Linked DNA regions of Homo sapiens: region 2 is linked to region 1. A link is an interaction called in ENCODE POLR2A ChIA-PET data of the cell type or tissue named here. Cell type or tissue: PC-9. All regions are shown on one strand.

Region 1 (8,000 bases):
TTTGAAATGCCCACTGGATGTGCTCCTTTTGCTGCCCTACTAATCACCAATCCACTCATATCTGAATTACTCCAACAGCTTCCTAGCTGGCCTTCTGTCTCCAGCCTTCTCATATATGACATCAGAAATGATCTCTAGAAAGCTCCACTTTCATTACACAATTTTTGCACCAAGTAGTTCAGTCTAAAAGGGTCTCTACTGATAACTAAATTATTCTACCAGCTTTCAAGGTCCTGCATGATCTTGTCACCCACCACCTGGCCAGACTCAGCCCTCATTACAATGAACAAATATGTATCAAGTGCCTACCACTATACAAATTAGATATAGACATTATGAGGGAAAAGAAAGACACAAGTTGCTATCTCCAAAAGATTATAATCCAGTTGGAGCCATAAGCCAGTATCACCAGGCAATAAATAACTGACTGAAGTGTGACATGGATAATAAGCAATGCCAGTTTTCCACGCCCTTGCTCTGTTTCTCTCACCTAACTCACCCTCTCCTGGCTCCTTTATAAATACAAATCCTACCCAGGTTTTAGGTTTTACCTCCAAAATCTCACCTCCTCCTTGAGTCCTTCACCAGCGATGCTATTGAGCCCATTTTGATCTCTCTCTTACTGTATTAATTATAAAAGTCTATCAATTATAATTGGTATCACATAATCTGGTGCTTAATTAAATACTATCTACATGCCTGAGAACTGGGGCTGGCAACTAAGCAGAGGGAGTGGAGGGGAATTAGCTAAGGCTATTTAAAAAAAAAAAAAAAAGAAAAAAGCAAGAAATTTAAATGGAAAAAAGATGTTTAATTTACTATCACTTAAAACAAAAAGGTACTTTTAAATAGCAAAGAGAATCCCCAAATATTAATGTGTATTAATTCAGACCCTTAACTATAAAGTTGTTAACTGAAATGTTTCTAACCTTAACTTCAGTTTCTAAAAAATTCTCACTTACCCACAAGACCTGCAGATGTCTGTCATTTTCTCTTTGGTTATAAAATCTGCAGGAAGTTTAATTAGATGAAGGATCAGCTGACTGTAACCCCAGGAAAGCAAGTGTGAATGAGGCCTATGAAATGAAAAGGAATCAGTAAATTAGATAGGAAATAAACTCTAGAAAATGCTTATTTATCACCTAATAGGTAAGAATAGAGTTTAACTGCATTCTATTACTACATTTTAAAAACATTGCTATTTGGCTTTTGAAAACTTAAAAATAGCTATTTTTCCTATAACCTGTTTATTTTTAAAGATTAGATACTTTAGGTAATCAAAAGCAAAAGAAATAAATTCTTTTTTCTTCTTTTAATTCTATCATTCCATCACTCACAGATAACCACTGCATATCCTTCCAGACTTTTTGCTAGGAATATAAGACAGGCATTTGGGGGTCTTTTAAGAAGCTTCTCCTGGGAGGAAACGCAAGCAATAGTTCTGACACAAGTACCAGTGTGTACTTTAATTTTATTTTATTTTTAAAGTCCTAGATCAGGTTATGTCTAAAAATTCCTTGACACATTTTTAGGAAGAAAACACATACATACCTATCTCCCTAACCCCCACACCCAGTTTTATCCTCTCACAGGCTTAATCACCAAGGTCTCTTAATGTGGGCCCATGAAAAACCTGCAGGCGGTCAGCTGTGCAAAGTTTTGCATGACTGCATTTTTCTAAAAGGAATCATCAGATTCTTATAGGGTGACCCCAAAAAATTTCAGAACCACTAAGAAATATACTTAATCTCATTACTACCATGACTTGGGTCAGTCTCTTCCATAGCTATTTCTAAAGTGAGCCCAGAATGCCATATGTGAATAAACCAGTTCCATTCCAAAGGAACACTGGAGCTTAATCCTTAGAAATAAGACTCCTAGCCAGGCACAGTGGCTCACGCCTCTAATCCCAGCACTTTGTGAGGCCAAGGCAGGTAGATCGCTTGAGCCCAGGAGATCGAGACCAGCCTGGGCCATAAGGCGAAATCTCATCTGTACAAAAAATTAGCCGGGCAGAGTGGTGTGCTCCTGTCTTCCCAGCTACTCAGGAAGCTAAGGTTGAAGGGTTTAATCACCTGAGCCTAGGAGGTCAAGGCTGCAGGAAGCCATGATCTTAGCACCACATTCCAGCCTAGGCGACAGAGTGAGATCCTGTCTCAAAAAAAAAAAGTAAAGAAAAAAACAAAGAAAGAGGACTTCTTCTGTACCTGGGATAACCTTCATCATCCATTGTGCTGGTGCTTGGTGGAGCATCAAGGGACACTGCCAAAAGCAGCCAATCCAACCTTAAAGACTCTGGTTGCAGAAGGGACTCAAGAAAAGATGACCTAAGAGAAAGTTGGGGAAAAAAGTCACCAATCTTCATGCTAAGAAAGGAAGCATAAAATGTGGGGAGTGTGAAGAAAACCTGATTAAGAGATGAATATAGAAGAAGAAATAACTTGAAAACTCTTCTGCTACAAAATGTCTAGAAATGCTGGTGACCAAGCTCCAAGATAACAAAGAAAATGTCAAAGGGCCAAAAAAGAAAAAAAAAAAGGGAGAGAAAGAGAGAGAGAAAGAAAGAGACAAATAAAAACCAGTGTGGCCAGAGTAGGAAGATCACTGAGGCCATAAGTTTGAGGCTGTAGTATGCTATGATCATACCCGTGAATAGCCACTGCATCCAGCCTGGGCAACATTGTGGCAAATGTGAACCAATCAAAAGAAGAAAGGAGGAAGCCGCTAGTCTAATAAGCCAGGGGCACAGGTCACAAGTGTTACAACCATGGGGAGACAGAAAATCAGACATCAGCCTAAAAAGAGAAGAGCTGGAACTGAGATCTATGTCAATAAAAAGGTGGCAGTGAATCTACTCACTGCAAAGACAATAAGAAGCTTATCTTCTTAGTTCAGGCCCTGAATCAAGGGATTAATTTTGCACTGATCTGAGAATCCCTGAGAGGCAGTGAAGAAGTGTGGTACATGCACATTTGTGATGTGTGCTGTGACATGTGGCAGAATGTTACAAGGCCTCCCAAATCCTCCTCTTCCATAGTATGTGCCTCAACCCCTTGGTAATTAACAGTACACAATGTGACACCTGCTTATAAAAGAGAAACAATGCCCTGTCAAAAGAAAGGAGAGTCTGCAAATATGCTCTCCTTCTCACCGCTGATCTTCAGGCCTTGATTTCACCAGACTGTCTAAATAGGCCAAAAACTCAGCAGGATGATGATGACAAAGTTGTATGATATCCGATGGCAAAATGGATGGAAAGAACTTGATTAAGGATCGAAGAGCAGACTCCCCAAACTTTTCATACAACCTGCATTTAAAAACAAAACACTTTAGTCTCTAATTTCAGTGAAATTATATAACTTGGTTACATTTAGGTTACTTATTACAAATGAAAATAAATATACTAACAGAAGCTGCCTCATATGCAAATGAGTAACATGTTAGAGACTAAAATACACAAAAAAATGCATGTGCTTTAGCTCATATAAACAATATACAGGACAACTTACCGGGTAGCATAAACAACCAACAACGGACTATCAAAAGGAACCTCGTCATCTAGTAACTTTAACCTTGTTGGTAGATCTCCTTTTTCCATCTCCATATACACAGGATTGGAACTTGCCATTTCTGAAATATAAAGCATATCCTTTTCCAAACTTTATCTCTTAGGCGGAAATATTCAATTTATGAACATGTTCATTCAGCAATCATTAGTCACGTACCTACTGTGTGGACCTATTATGTGCAAGGCCCAATATTAAGCATTACAAGAGAAACAAATAAAAGTACAAGAGATGTAATTTCTACTTTTAAGAACCTTAAAATCTAATTGGGAGGCAAAGCATATTAAAAGTTTTAAATAAGACGAAGGAACATATAATTAATACATCAGTGACTATTACTCTTAAAATAATGAGTATCTAGGCCTATATATAGCAACTGTCCATATAAGCACACATCAAAAACCAATATACATAGCTATCATCAATGCCAAGTTGCTCAGTTTTTTCTAGAACTAGTATTCCTACTCCATCTTTTAGAATTAAATTCAATGAAATTAATTTTAAAATATTTGACCTTTTTTTAAAGTTACCAGTATAGCAAATACTCATTCTCTGAAGAACAGAAGATTTGACTTTTTGGAATAGCCAAAAGTCACTTAAAATCAAGTCTGGTGAAAGGAGTGATGATCTAAAACTATTTGTGGTTTAAAAAAAAAAAGTATGAATCTAAAGTAAAGTGGGTTTTTTTCCAAGTAGTTTTCTTTTTTAGTTTTTTAGAAACAGGGTCTCATTCTGTTGCCCAGGCTGGAGTGCAGTGGTGATCACTGCAACCTTGAACTCCTGGCTGTGTGTGTGTGTGTGTGTGTGTGCAGCGACGGGGTCTTCCTACGTTGCCTAGCTGCAGTGCCTGTGTGCACACATGCGCACATGCGTGTGTGGAGAGACAGGGTCTTGCTACGTTGCCTAGCTGCAATACCTGGGTGTGTGCATGTGTGTGTGTGTAGAGACAAGGTCTTGAAACGTTGTCTAGGCTGGCATGTGTGTGTGTGTTTATATGTATGTGTGTGTAGACAGGGTCTTGCTACATTGCATAGGCTGGTGTGTGTGTTTTTGTGTGTGTAGAGACGGGGTCTTGCTACGTTGCCTAAGCTGGGCAAGTATTTTTCAACTGCCTCTGAAGACAAATCCCAAATAACAGTTCCAAAAGCTGTTTCCCATAATTATCACATCATTAGAAGGGTGAGGCCTACTCACCAGGTTCTAAGAGCCAACATTCATTTTCTGATACATGCTTTTTTAAAAAAGTCATTTTTTCCCCAGTCTCATTGTTTCCCATTTGACTGTGTCAGGCAATAAGTACTTTAAAGGAATTCAGAGGAGGAGGCCATTCAGAGGTTTGGGGAAGCCTGATGACTGCGCGGGAGCTAAACCAGACATATCCACCTAAATTCAAGTAAGCAGCCATATCACTCAAATTGCCCACCATGCTTCCTCTAGCCAGCACTGGTAGTAACAACTATCACTCTGGCTGATGGAGACTCTTTTCTGCTCTTCTGTGACTGGGTATGATCACATAATAGAGACAGATACAGTAAATTTCCAATGAGTAATAATGTCACACATTTGAACTTACCTGAGGAGAAATAGCTTGTTTCTTATTTCACACAAAAGACAATCTACCTCAACTCAGAAAAAAAAAAATTATTATGCTTTTAACTGCTATATTTGAATTAAAGCAGATCTGTAACTATAGATCCATGTTTCTAGAAAGCTAAAATATCTTTAAGTAAGATGACATAAAAATGTATCTCTATTCACTTTTGGTAATGAATGAAAAGTTGCTTAAAGTCTAAAGTATTAGAAATATGGCATCTGTTATTCAAGTAGGATTTGGAATTAAGAAAATTCACTTCTTCAAAAACATGGGACTATGGCTGCAGAAAGGGCAATGCATATAGTTTTTAGGGTATGATAGCTGGTTTCTATTATATGTCAGGATGACATATGCGACCTTCCGCCAAGGTAGATACTGCGGGCTATGCACCAAAGTCTCTGAGGCAGACATGTAAGCGAGCTCTTCACCTATATTCATTCTTTTCCTCCTGGACAGGTTACATTTCCCAGTTTCCTTTGCAGTTAGTTGTGGCTATATGACAGAATTCTCATCAATGGAAATGTACACAGAAGAGAGGTAAGCCACTACCAGGCCAGGCCTATAAGACAGCACTTTCTACATGCTTTCCCCAGACATAGCAACCCAAACATGACCACATCCCTTAAGGGAAGATGGAGCTGAAAATAATGGAAGGAACTTGGAATGCTAGAATGCTGAATTACCACCTGGGAGACAGCTACCCACTGACCTGGAATACCTGTCCTGGACTGTTACATGAGCAAGAAATACACTTCTATTTATGTATGAGTTACTTCATTATCAGATATTTATTACAGCAGTTTAGCTACCTAAGATCTCTCTCTGCCTCAGACTGCTTATCTATAAAATGGAATAACACCATCTACTCCAAACATTATTGTAAGGATGAAATGAGACAATGCTGAAAAGTGTTTACCATAATATCTGCCACACAATAAGTACCCCATATAGTATTTCTGTATTAGTAAGTTACATGAGAGATTTTCTTCTTTTAATACATCTGCATTTATAAACATTTTACTTTAACCTCAACTTCCCCAGCACTGCTCTACCATTTTCTGAATGTCATTATGAGAGAAATAAAACTAATTTCTAGGGCCAGGCATGGTGGCTCACACCTATAATCCCAGCATTTTGGGAGGCCAAGGTGGGAAGACTGCTTTGAGGTCAGGATTTCAAGACCAACCTGGGCAACACAGTAAGACCCCATCTCTATAAAAAAATGAAGAAATCAGAGGGTACAGTGGCACATGCCTGTAATCCCACGACTCAGAAAACTGAGGCAGGAGGATCGCTTGAACCCAAGGGATCAAGGCTACAGTGAGCCATGATCACACCACTGCATTCCAGCCTGGGCACAGAGTGAGACCCTGTCTCTAAAAATAAAAAATAGGGCCAGGCACAGTGGTTGATGCCTGTGATCCCAACACTTTGGGAGGCCAAGGCAGGTAGATCACTTGAGGTCAGGCGTTTGAGACCAGCTTGGCCGACATGGCAAAACCCTGTCTCTACTAAAATACAAAAATTAGCTGGGCGTGGTGGTGCACGCCTGCAGTCCCAGCTACTTGGGAGGCTGAGGCAAGACAATCACTTGAACCCAGGAGGCGGAGGTTGCAGTGAGCCAAGATGGCGCCACTGCACTCAAACAGAATGAAACTCTGTCTCAAAAAAAATAAAATAAATAAAAATTTAAAAACTAATTTCTTATAATCCAGTTGTGAATTTAACCAATGTCTGAAAGAACTATTAAAAGTTAAAATGAATGGAAAACAGAATAAAGGGTTGACCAGAACAGATGTGATTTTCTACTTAAATCTTTTTTTTAAACCCCAAAATTCAAAACTGCTAATGTTTTTTAATACGAATTTCTATCTTTGATAAGGCAATCTGAGTATTACCTTTCAATCCTTCAATAAAAGTATCCCAAACAGAAGGGCTATTACTGTAACTAAGCTTGATACTCTCCTTCGCTCTTTTCAAGTTCAGGAGAAAAAAGTACTTCTTCAGGAACTGGCAAGCCAGAATTTCAGGAGAGTACTGTTGCAAAGTGTGGTCCACATGTCCACTGGTGCTTTTGATCTTAGAATTCAATACATTCAACTCCAAACATAATGTTGTCAATTCAGCCAGGTCGTTCCGAAGACCACTTGCAATGGCGCATGGAGAACATATTTGAAACAGGTCATCCAAAGACTCCCTTGGACTCCTTACACATTCACATGCTGTTTTATCAACAGATTCTTCATTGCCTAAAGAGTCCCTTTTTTCTTTTTCATTATCTTCATCTAATATTCCCTTTTTTGATTCATTAACTAATAGCACATCCTGGTTCAATTTCATGGATGAGTTGTCAGTATCTGAAACACCTGAAAAGTCCTTCATGGCAAATGTTTTTTCTAAATGTGAAAGCCACTCCTGTAAAACCATTCTCAGAGACTCGGATTCAAATAAAACCAGAGGGTCCTGTAGCTTGGTCCTATACAAGACAGACAAGTATGAAATTCATGTGTCATGTGTTTTTCTTAAAACAAATTAATTCATGCTAATAAATTAACCTAACCAATGTAACATACTCATCTGGAATAAACGTTACTTTTCAACTCTTTAAATAAAAACTATCTCAACAAGATGACAAAACAGAGAACATAAACTTTGTAGTGTTTTACTTTTTTTTTTTTTTTTTTGAGATAGGGTCTTGTTTTGTCACCCAGGCTGGAGTGCAATGGCACAAACATAGCTCACTGCAGGCTCAAGTGATCCTCCCACCTCAGCCTCCTGAGTAGCTGGGAATACAGGTACATGCCACTACACCCACTACACACAGCTACTTTTGGTATTTG
Region 2 (8,000 bases), 170 kb after region 1:
TGGTAGAGGAGGTAACCAGAGAATCCCTCTGTGGGGAGAAGTTACTAGAGCAAAACAGGAACAAGGGGCACACCTTGTGCTCCTGAGTAGAGCCCCAGAGATGGTGAGAGGGAAGAATGGCTGAATAGTGCCCATGGGCTCTGCAGCATGGAAAGCTGTGAGGCACTGCTCCAGAGTCAAGGAGCCTCCCCTCTTCCTTCAACGCCATTCCTGGTAACTGTTTATAATCAGTCCTGGAGAAGAACAATGCCCTCCCTTCTCCCACAACCCCAGACTCAGCCCCAAAGAGAGGGGTAAAGAGTGATGAGTGGTAGGAGGCAGGGAAGTGTGAGGGATCTACTGGGTGTCTTTTTTTTTTTTTAACTGGGTGTCTTTTAACATTTTTTAAATTTTAATTTTTTGGGGGTATATTGAGTTTTCCTATCTTCCAAGACCAGGGAGGATAGTATGGAGGTGGTGGAGGCTGGTACCTATGCATGTAGATGTTATGTGAGTTGCCCAGGTTGTAATAGGCTCTGGCAGCTGCTTCTCGGCCTTGGCTGCAGGAATGGAGGGAATTTTGGGGCTTCTGATGGGAGGTTCCAGGGGCCCAGGATAGGGCAGTGCCATGGGGCTGCACCTGTTTCATGGCCCTATCCATGATGGGAGGTCCCAGATAGAACTCAGGCGGAGGTAGTGGATAGGAGTACAGAAGGGCAGGAGTGCATTCCATTGCAGCTGGTGATGAGAGGCACAGGCCCCACCGGGCATGTAAGAGCATCTATAGGCTCCACTGGGGGTTTACCTCTGGAGGCTTAAAATGCCACCCGTAGCACCCATTGTCCAAACTCAATGATGCTCCCTGCTGTAAAGGTATGAAGCAGAGCCTTCCCAGTCACCTCCTGCTTCACTGTTGCCTCGATGTAGTTTGGACTACACACAAGTTACTTGATTCTCATAGTACTCCTTTTGATAAAATGGCATCATGAAAGACCGCATGGCATCCTTTCCCGTGGACCAAAAGATGACCTGGTAAGGGATAAGGTAAATTGTATGTTTCTGGGTCCTTCTAAAGGCCTCTGGCATCTTCTTCATGTCACTGAATGTAAGTTCCACATGGTTATAGGACATAAGGATGCTCTTGCTTTTGCTGACCATCACTCTGCCACCCTCTGAGCGATTCTTGTTGAATGCTTTAGTCTCTCCTGTATACTCTCATTTTGATGCCCTTTTGCATAGCTGCTTTTCCATATCAGGTTATTTGAACAATATCTTATCTTGCCTTTCAGGGATTATATGGAATAAAAGAAGAACTCTTTCTCAGTATCCCTTGTGTCTTGGGGCGGAATGGTGTCTCAGATGTTGTGAAAATTAACTTGAATTCTGAGGAGGAGGCCCTTTTCAAGAAGAGTGCAGAAACACTTTGGAATATTCAAAAGGATCTAATATTTTAAATTAAAGCCTTCTAATGTTCCACTGTTTGGAGAACAGAAGATAGCAGGCTGTGTATTTTAAATTTTGAAAGTATTTTCATTTGATCTTTAAAAAATAAAAACAAATTGGAGACCTGTGACATAACTCTAGTCTCTCAAGATTAGAACGAGCAAATGGTAAAGAGATTTTCCTCTTTAAGAATCATTTATAGCTCTATTCTAATGATACCCAATCTGTACAGGTGTAAGTTATACTTCTGAGGTATGTCACATATGTTAGAGTGCCTTCAGATGTAGTAGAATATGTATAATCACTATAATACAGAGCTTTGATTCTTTTCACAAACCAAGCCCTTTTTCTAGTATTACAATTTTATCTTGTACTTTCATCCGTTAGAGTACCAGCATATTCACTTCATTACATTAGCGTCATATGTTTATGTATAATCATTATAAATGTGGCCGGGCACTGCAGCCTGGGTGAAAGAGTGAGGCTCTGTCTCAAAAAAAATCATTATAAATGCTTATTTTTAAGACCATATATATCAAAAAGAAATAAAAAGCTGAGTGCTGTGGCTCATGGCTGTAATCCCAGTGCTTTGGGAGGGTGAGGCAAGAGGATCACATGAGTCCAGGAGTTTGAGACCAGCCTTGGCAACATAGCAACACCCCATCTCTACAAAAATAAAGAAATTAGATGTGGTGGCCTGCATCTGTAGTCCAGCTACTTGGGAGACTGAGACCAGTAGATAACTTGAGCCCAGGAGTTCAAGGCTATGATTGTGTCACTGCACTCCAGCCTGGGCCACAGAGGAAGACTCAGACTCAAAAGAAGAAGAAGAACACAGAAGAAAAGCAGAAACAAGAAGAAGATACAGATGTAACTTTACGATGTAAAAAATCTAAATAAGATTGTATTCAACTCTGCAAGTATTATACTAGTCATATAAACTCAAATAGTTGATTTGGTGTCTCAATTGAAATATCACCTGGGGAGCTTATGCCATCCTCAGTTATTTGTGCAGCAGACTATTACTATGCTTGCTATGGTATAGTTATGAAATCAGTATGACATTATCTCTGCCCTCAAGTATCCACAGTGAGTATTTAGGGTACCTCAACGAATTGATTTTTGACTAATTTTTTTTTCCTTTTTGAGATGGAGTCTCACTCTGTCACCTAGGCTAGAGTGCAGTGACACGATCTGTGCTCACTACAACCTCCACCTCCTGGGTTCAAGTGATTCTTCTGCCTCAGCCTCCCAAGTAGCTGGGATTACAGGCACCCACCACCACGCCTGGCTAATTTTTTTATTTTTAGTAGAGACAGGGTTTCACCATGTTGGCCAGGCTGGTCTTGAACTCCTGACCTCAAGTGAGCTGCCCACCTCAGCCTCCTAAAGTACTGGGATTACAGGTGTGAGCAACTGCGCCCGGCTGATTATTGACTAATGTTTGATAATAGTCATTAATAGCTCCCTGTTGGTGTCTAAAGGTGAAAATGCTTCTACTGATTTATATAGTATATAGATACATATGAAGTATTTCCTTGATTCCACAAGAAATTTAAGGCAGCTATAGGAACTATACAATAAAACAAAAACTAAGAAATCAGTATCAAGGTAATTTACAATTTTTTTTCTTTTTTTAGACAAGGTCTTGTTCTGTCACCCAGGCTGGAGCTGGAGTGCAGCGGGTAATTGTGGCTCGCTGCAGCCTCGAACTCCAGGGCTCATCAGATCCTCCCACCTCAGCCTCCTGAGTAGCTGAGACTACAGGCACATGCCACCACGCCCTGCAGATTTTCGTATTTTTTGGAGACAGGGTTTCACCATGTTGCCCAGGCTGGTCCTCAACTCCTGGGCTCAAGCAGTCCTCCTGCCTCGGCCCCCCAAAGTGCTGGGATTATAGGCATGAGCCACCACTCCTGGTCAATTTACAAATTAAGACTAGAACTGGACCAATGGGAAAGATCAGAAGGTAGATATGCAGCCCCTGAGGACTCGCATGACTAGTGAAGGCTGACTCATTTGGTCAGAGAGTCATGGCTTACCCTCTGAGTCTGTTATTCTTGCTCTCTTGATAGCTTTCATTCTGGTCATCTACTCCTGATCATGATTAGTGTCCCATTATTTTATTATTTCCCCTTTTTCTTCAGCATCTTCCCTTGAATATATACAATTATTATCAGTTGAGTTAGGATGAGGGCAAGGGGAGTCTTCTGTGGGTTTTGGCTTTTTTAAAAGCTCGTTTGTACATCAAAACTTCATTTTAGGAAATTCTTGCAGAGATTAAAAGGCTGAAAAATTGATACAGTTTCTACAGGGAACATTCTAGTAAGTAAAACTGCTCTACATGTCCCCAAGTGGCTGAAAATTGGTTCTGGGTATGGGGGAGGGAGGAAAAGGTAAAAAAAAACTTAGATATTACAAGAGTTTGGCTCTCCAGAGCTCAACCTTGCCTGACAAATAAACGTATATGTATATGTGTATGTGTGTGTATATATATATATATATATATATATATATATATATATATATAGGTTTTTTTTTTTTTTTTTTTTTTTTAAGAGATGGAGTCTTGCTCTGTCACCCAGGCTGCAGTGCGGTGGCGCAAGCTCCACTCACTGCAACCTCCACCTCCCAGGTTCAAGCAATTCTCCTGCCTCAGCCTCCTGAGTAGCTGGGACTACAGGTGCCTGCTACCACGCCCGGCTAATTCCTTTCCTTTTTTTTTTTTTTTTTTTGAGACGGAGTCTCGCTCTGTGGCCCAGGCTGGAGTGCAGTGGCACGATCTCGGCTCACTGCAAGCTCCGCCTCCCCGGTTCGCGCCATTCTCCTGCCTCAGCCTCCCGAGTAGCTGACGCCTGGCTAATTTCTTTTATATTAGTAGAGACGGGCTTTCACCGTTTTGCCCAGGCTGGTCTCGAACTCCTAAGATCAGGCAATCCGCCCGCCTCGGCCTCCCAAAGTGCTAGGGTTACAGCCGTGAGCCACCGCGCCCGGCCAACTCCTTAATATTTAATTTCATGATGGGGGTGCAAAACAATTAGGGGGAACATATCTACAAAGACTCTTGAGGGAGTGATAATGAAAAAAGATTGAGAAACACTGCTCTACATTTTATAAAAATTTGTCAATATGTATTACTGTATTAGGGTTCTCTAGAGGGACAGAACGAATAGGATAGCTATATATATAAAGGGGAGTTTATTGAGGAGTATTGACTCACACAATCACAAGGTGAGGTCCCACAACAATAGGCCGTCTGCAAGCTGAGAAGCAAGAAAGTCAGTCGGAGTTCCAAAGCTGAAGAACTAGGAGTCCAATGTTTGAGGGCAGGAAGCATCCAGCACAGGAGAAAGATGAAGGCTGGAAGACTTAGCCAGTCTAGTCCCTCCACGTTCCTCTGCCTGCTTTTATCCTAGACGTGCTGGCAGCTGACTAGATGGTGCTCACCCGGATAGAGGGTGGGTTTGCGTCTTCTAGCCTACTGACTCAAATGTTAATTTCCTGTGGCAACACCCTCACAGACACACCCAGGTTCAACACTTTGCATCCTTCAATCCAATCAAGTTGACACTCAGTATTAACCATCAAAATTACGTATTATGATTCACAAATGAGAAAACAATTAGGTAAAATGTGGTGGGAGAAGTAGAAACCTTGGTTTATTCCAGACTGATTTTCAATTCTACATTTTTGTTTTTTATTTTTGAGACGGAGTCTCACTCTGTCACCCAGGCTGGAGGGCAGTGGCATGATCTCGGCTCACCAAAACCTCCGCCTCCCGGGTTCAAACGATTCTCCTGCCCCAGCCTCCTGAGTAGCTGGGATTACAGGTGCGTGCCACCACACCCGGCTAATTTTTGTATTTTTAGTAGAGACGGGGTTTCGCCATGTTGGCCAGGCTGGTCTCGAACTCCTGACCTCAGCTAATCCACCCGCCTCGGCCTCCCAAAGTGTGGATTCTACATTTAACCACTTAATAATGAATTGAGCTTTCCCTTCATCTTGTAAAAATGGTTATCAATTGGCACTGCATTCATCAAATTCTTCAGGTTTCATATCTTATTTCCAAATTCCTTTTGCATACAGAGTTTTGTTGTTGTTTTGAGACAGGGTCTCACTCCGTCACCCAGGCTGGAGTGCAGTGGCACAATTTCGGCTTACTGCAACCTCCGCCTCCCAGGTTCACAAACAATTCTTGTGCTTCAGCCTCCCAGGTAGCTGGGATTACAGGGGTGCACCACCACGTCCAGCTAATTTTTGTATTTTTAGTAGAAACGTGGTTTCACGATGTTGGCCAGGCTGATTTCGAACCCCTGACCTCAGGTGATCCGCCCGCCTTGGCCTTCCAGAGTGCTGGGATTACAGGCGTGAGCCACCACGCTCGGCCCAGAGTTTTAAAATTTTACTTTTTCTACTTTAGCTCACATTTGAGGTGGTAAAAGTTAATCTTGAGGTCCCTTTCTCCTACAGGGCTGGGGGAAAATTTTCACGTGAGAGTCAAACAGTCCTTTTCAGATACATCCAGACAAGGTTTGGTTAGAAATAAAATTACTTGGGCTCTCTGGTGGATGGGTTCTAGGCAAACAACTCCGCCCAACAGCAGAGGCCCTGCACTGCGTTGTGCCTGCAGCACCTCGTGCGCCTTCTGCAGCCGGCCAACCACCTACACCGCAGCCCGCCCACCCGCACGCGGGGGCGGGGCGGGCAGGCAGAGGCGCAGGCGCGGTGCTTCGCAGCCCGCTTCCGGCCTCACACCTGCCAAGCATCACACCTGCCAAGCATCACACCTGCCAAGCATCACACCTGCCAAGCATCACACCTGCGATGCCTGCACGAGCTGGGTGCGGTCCGCGCAGCTGCAGTAAGGGGGCGACCCGGCGTCTGTTAGTCGGCGGTTCATCTCCTTCGTGCCTCGATGAGCTTTAACGCCATTTTCCTCCATTCTCTTTCTTCACCTCTTGAGTGAGTGGCCATGAGCTGGGCTGCAAGAGTCCTGGGGAGCAGCCAGAGAGCGGGCGCCGCGGGAGCGAATTGTTTTTGCCCAAGGATGGTTCTGTGTCTCCGCCAGGCGGCATGTGACCTGCTCGGGCGCGGGTGGCCCTTCACCCCTGTGAGTGTGGCCAGAAGTACCTCTCACCTGGACCTGCGGACCCCGGGCGCAGTCCTGGAGCTGAGAACTGGAGGTTGGGGGAACAGCAGGGTAAAGGGGAGAGAAAAGGGGGTCAGCTGCGGGACGGAGTGCCGTCCCAGCTGTAGTTTCATGTTTGGTGGAGCAACCCCTGTTCCTTTCCTCTCTCTCTCTCTTAATTCCTCTTAACTGTACTCACGCTTCCTTCTCCTTCCCCTGGTCCGCTTCATGGATGCTGAGCTGCCTGGCCAGAACCTACCCAGCTTCTTTGCTGGTCAGATTTGTCGGTCTTTTGTGTGTCTGCAGCACCTCCTTCCACACGGGCCCAGGAGTTCTCTATACGCGCTCTCACCGCAGGTCTTGGAATTCCAAGCCATTTCCAATTCCAGGTCTTGGAAATGGCTGTGCAATTTGTCTTCACTGTTAGGTTTCCAAGATGGCAACTATCAAGAGTGAACTTATTAAGAATTTCGCGGAAGAGGAGGCCATTCATCACAATAAGATCTCCATTGTAGGAACTGGATCGGTTGGTGTGGCTTGTGCTATCAGCATCTTATTAAAAGTAAGTTGTGTGCTCTGCACCACAGGGTTCACCTCAGTTGGAGGCGAGGCCACAGCGTATGGTTGTGGAGGTTGTGTCCAGTTCAAGGTGGTGAGTGGGGAGCCAGTGTGAGGGGCATCAGAGGAAAAGGTGCCCTTTTTTTAGTTGTTCACCCAGAGGGCGCTCCTTTTTAAAAATTGTATGATGATATCATGTGGGTTAGAAGCATCTCTGTGAAAGTATGTTGACATTTCACTTTCACGTAATGACAATATGAGGTACCCCTTTGCTTGATTTGGAAACTCAGCTCACAAAACAAACTGGAGAGAAATAGGTGGCAGAAAAGAGTATACAAGCGTGTCAGTGATGGTAGGCAGCCTACGAGTACCAAATACAATAATCTTTTTTCATTTAAATATCTCTCTCCCATTTCCTAGTCTGTATATCTTTATTTCCCTTCGTTCCTTATTCATGTTAGGTTAGTTTTAGTGTTTAGCTGTTCTTAGTATTGATACAGCTGATAAAGTTTTATGGCTATAGACAGAGGCCAAAAAAAGATTCTGACCCCTTTCTAAGAATATTACCCTGATATGAACTTTATTACCATAAAGTTTTAATAAATCATAAGACACTCTGAGCTATACTTTTATTAATGAAATATCTGTAAAATGTTTTAGCCATCTTTTATATAACCTTTAATCCTGGCATGAGTCATTGGATTTAAAGGATTGCCTCTGGGTTTCATATCTAGATGACATAGTGACCTTATGGCACTAAGGACAGCAGCCACAGCCAACTGCTGCTCCTGCCAGCCATACAAATTCCCCATGATTCATTTTGTCCTACCTATTGTAATGCCTTTATCAGCAGTGTCCTCACTGCTAATGAAGAATACACACACGTGAAAAC

The links. Peaks named below come from ENCODE experiments on the same cell type or tissue, not always from the same donor. Only the 100,000 strongest peaks of a DNase experiment are listed, where the experiment ranks them.
Region 2: POLR2A ChIA-PET joins it to region 1 with 12 read pairs; 3 of 35 experiments call an interaction of 5 or more read pairs at or near these places.

Annotation. Positions count from the first base shown.
Region 1 is chr11:18,284,384-18,292,383 of GRCh38, forward strand. HPS5 (HPS5 biogenesis of lysosomal organelles complex 2 subunit 2) reads right to left here. Exons shown (of 23, transcript NM_181507.2): 16 at 7,059-7,636; 17 at 3,510-3,630; 18 at 3,152-3,307; 19 at 2,208-2,327; 20 at 963-1,076. Among named protein-coding and RNA genes, the nearest start is that of SAA1, 22 kb to the left of the region's middle. In PC-9, no CTCF peak of the experiment used is centred here; no DNase peak of the experiment used is centred here.
Region 2 is chr11:18,449,695-18,457,694 of GRCh38, forward strand. LDHC (lactate dehydrogenase C) reads left to right here. Exons shown (of 8, transcript NM_017448.5): 8 at 1,269-2,369. The coding sequence ends at 1,433. LDHAL6A (lactate dehydrogenase A like 6A) reads left to right here and starts at 6,162. Exons shown (of 7, transcript NM_144972.5): 1 at 6,162-7,112. The coding sequence starts at 6,987. In PC-9, no CTCF peak of the experiment used is centred here; DNase peaks (open chromatin) are centred at 3,427 and 7,917.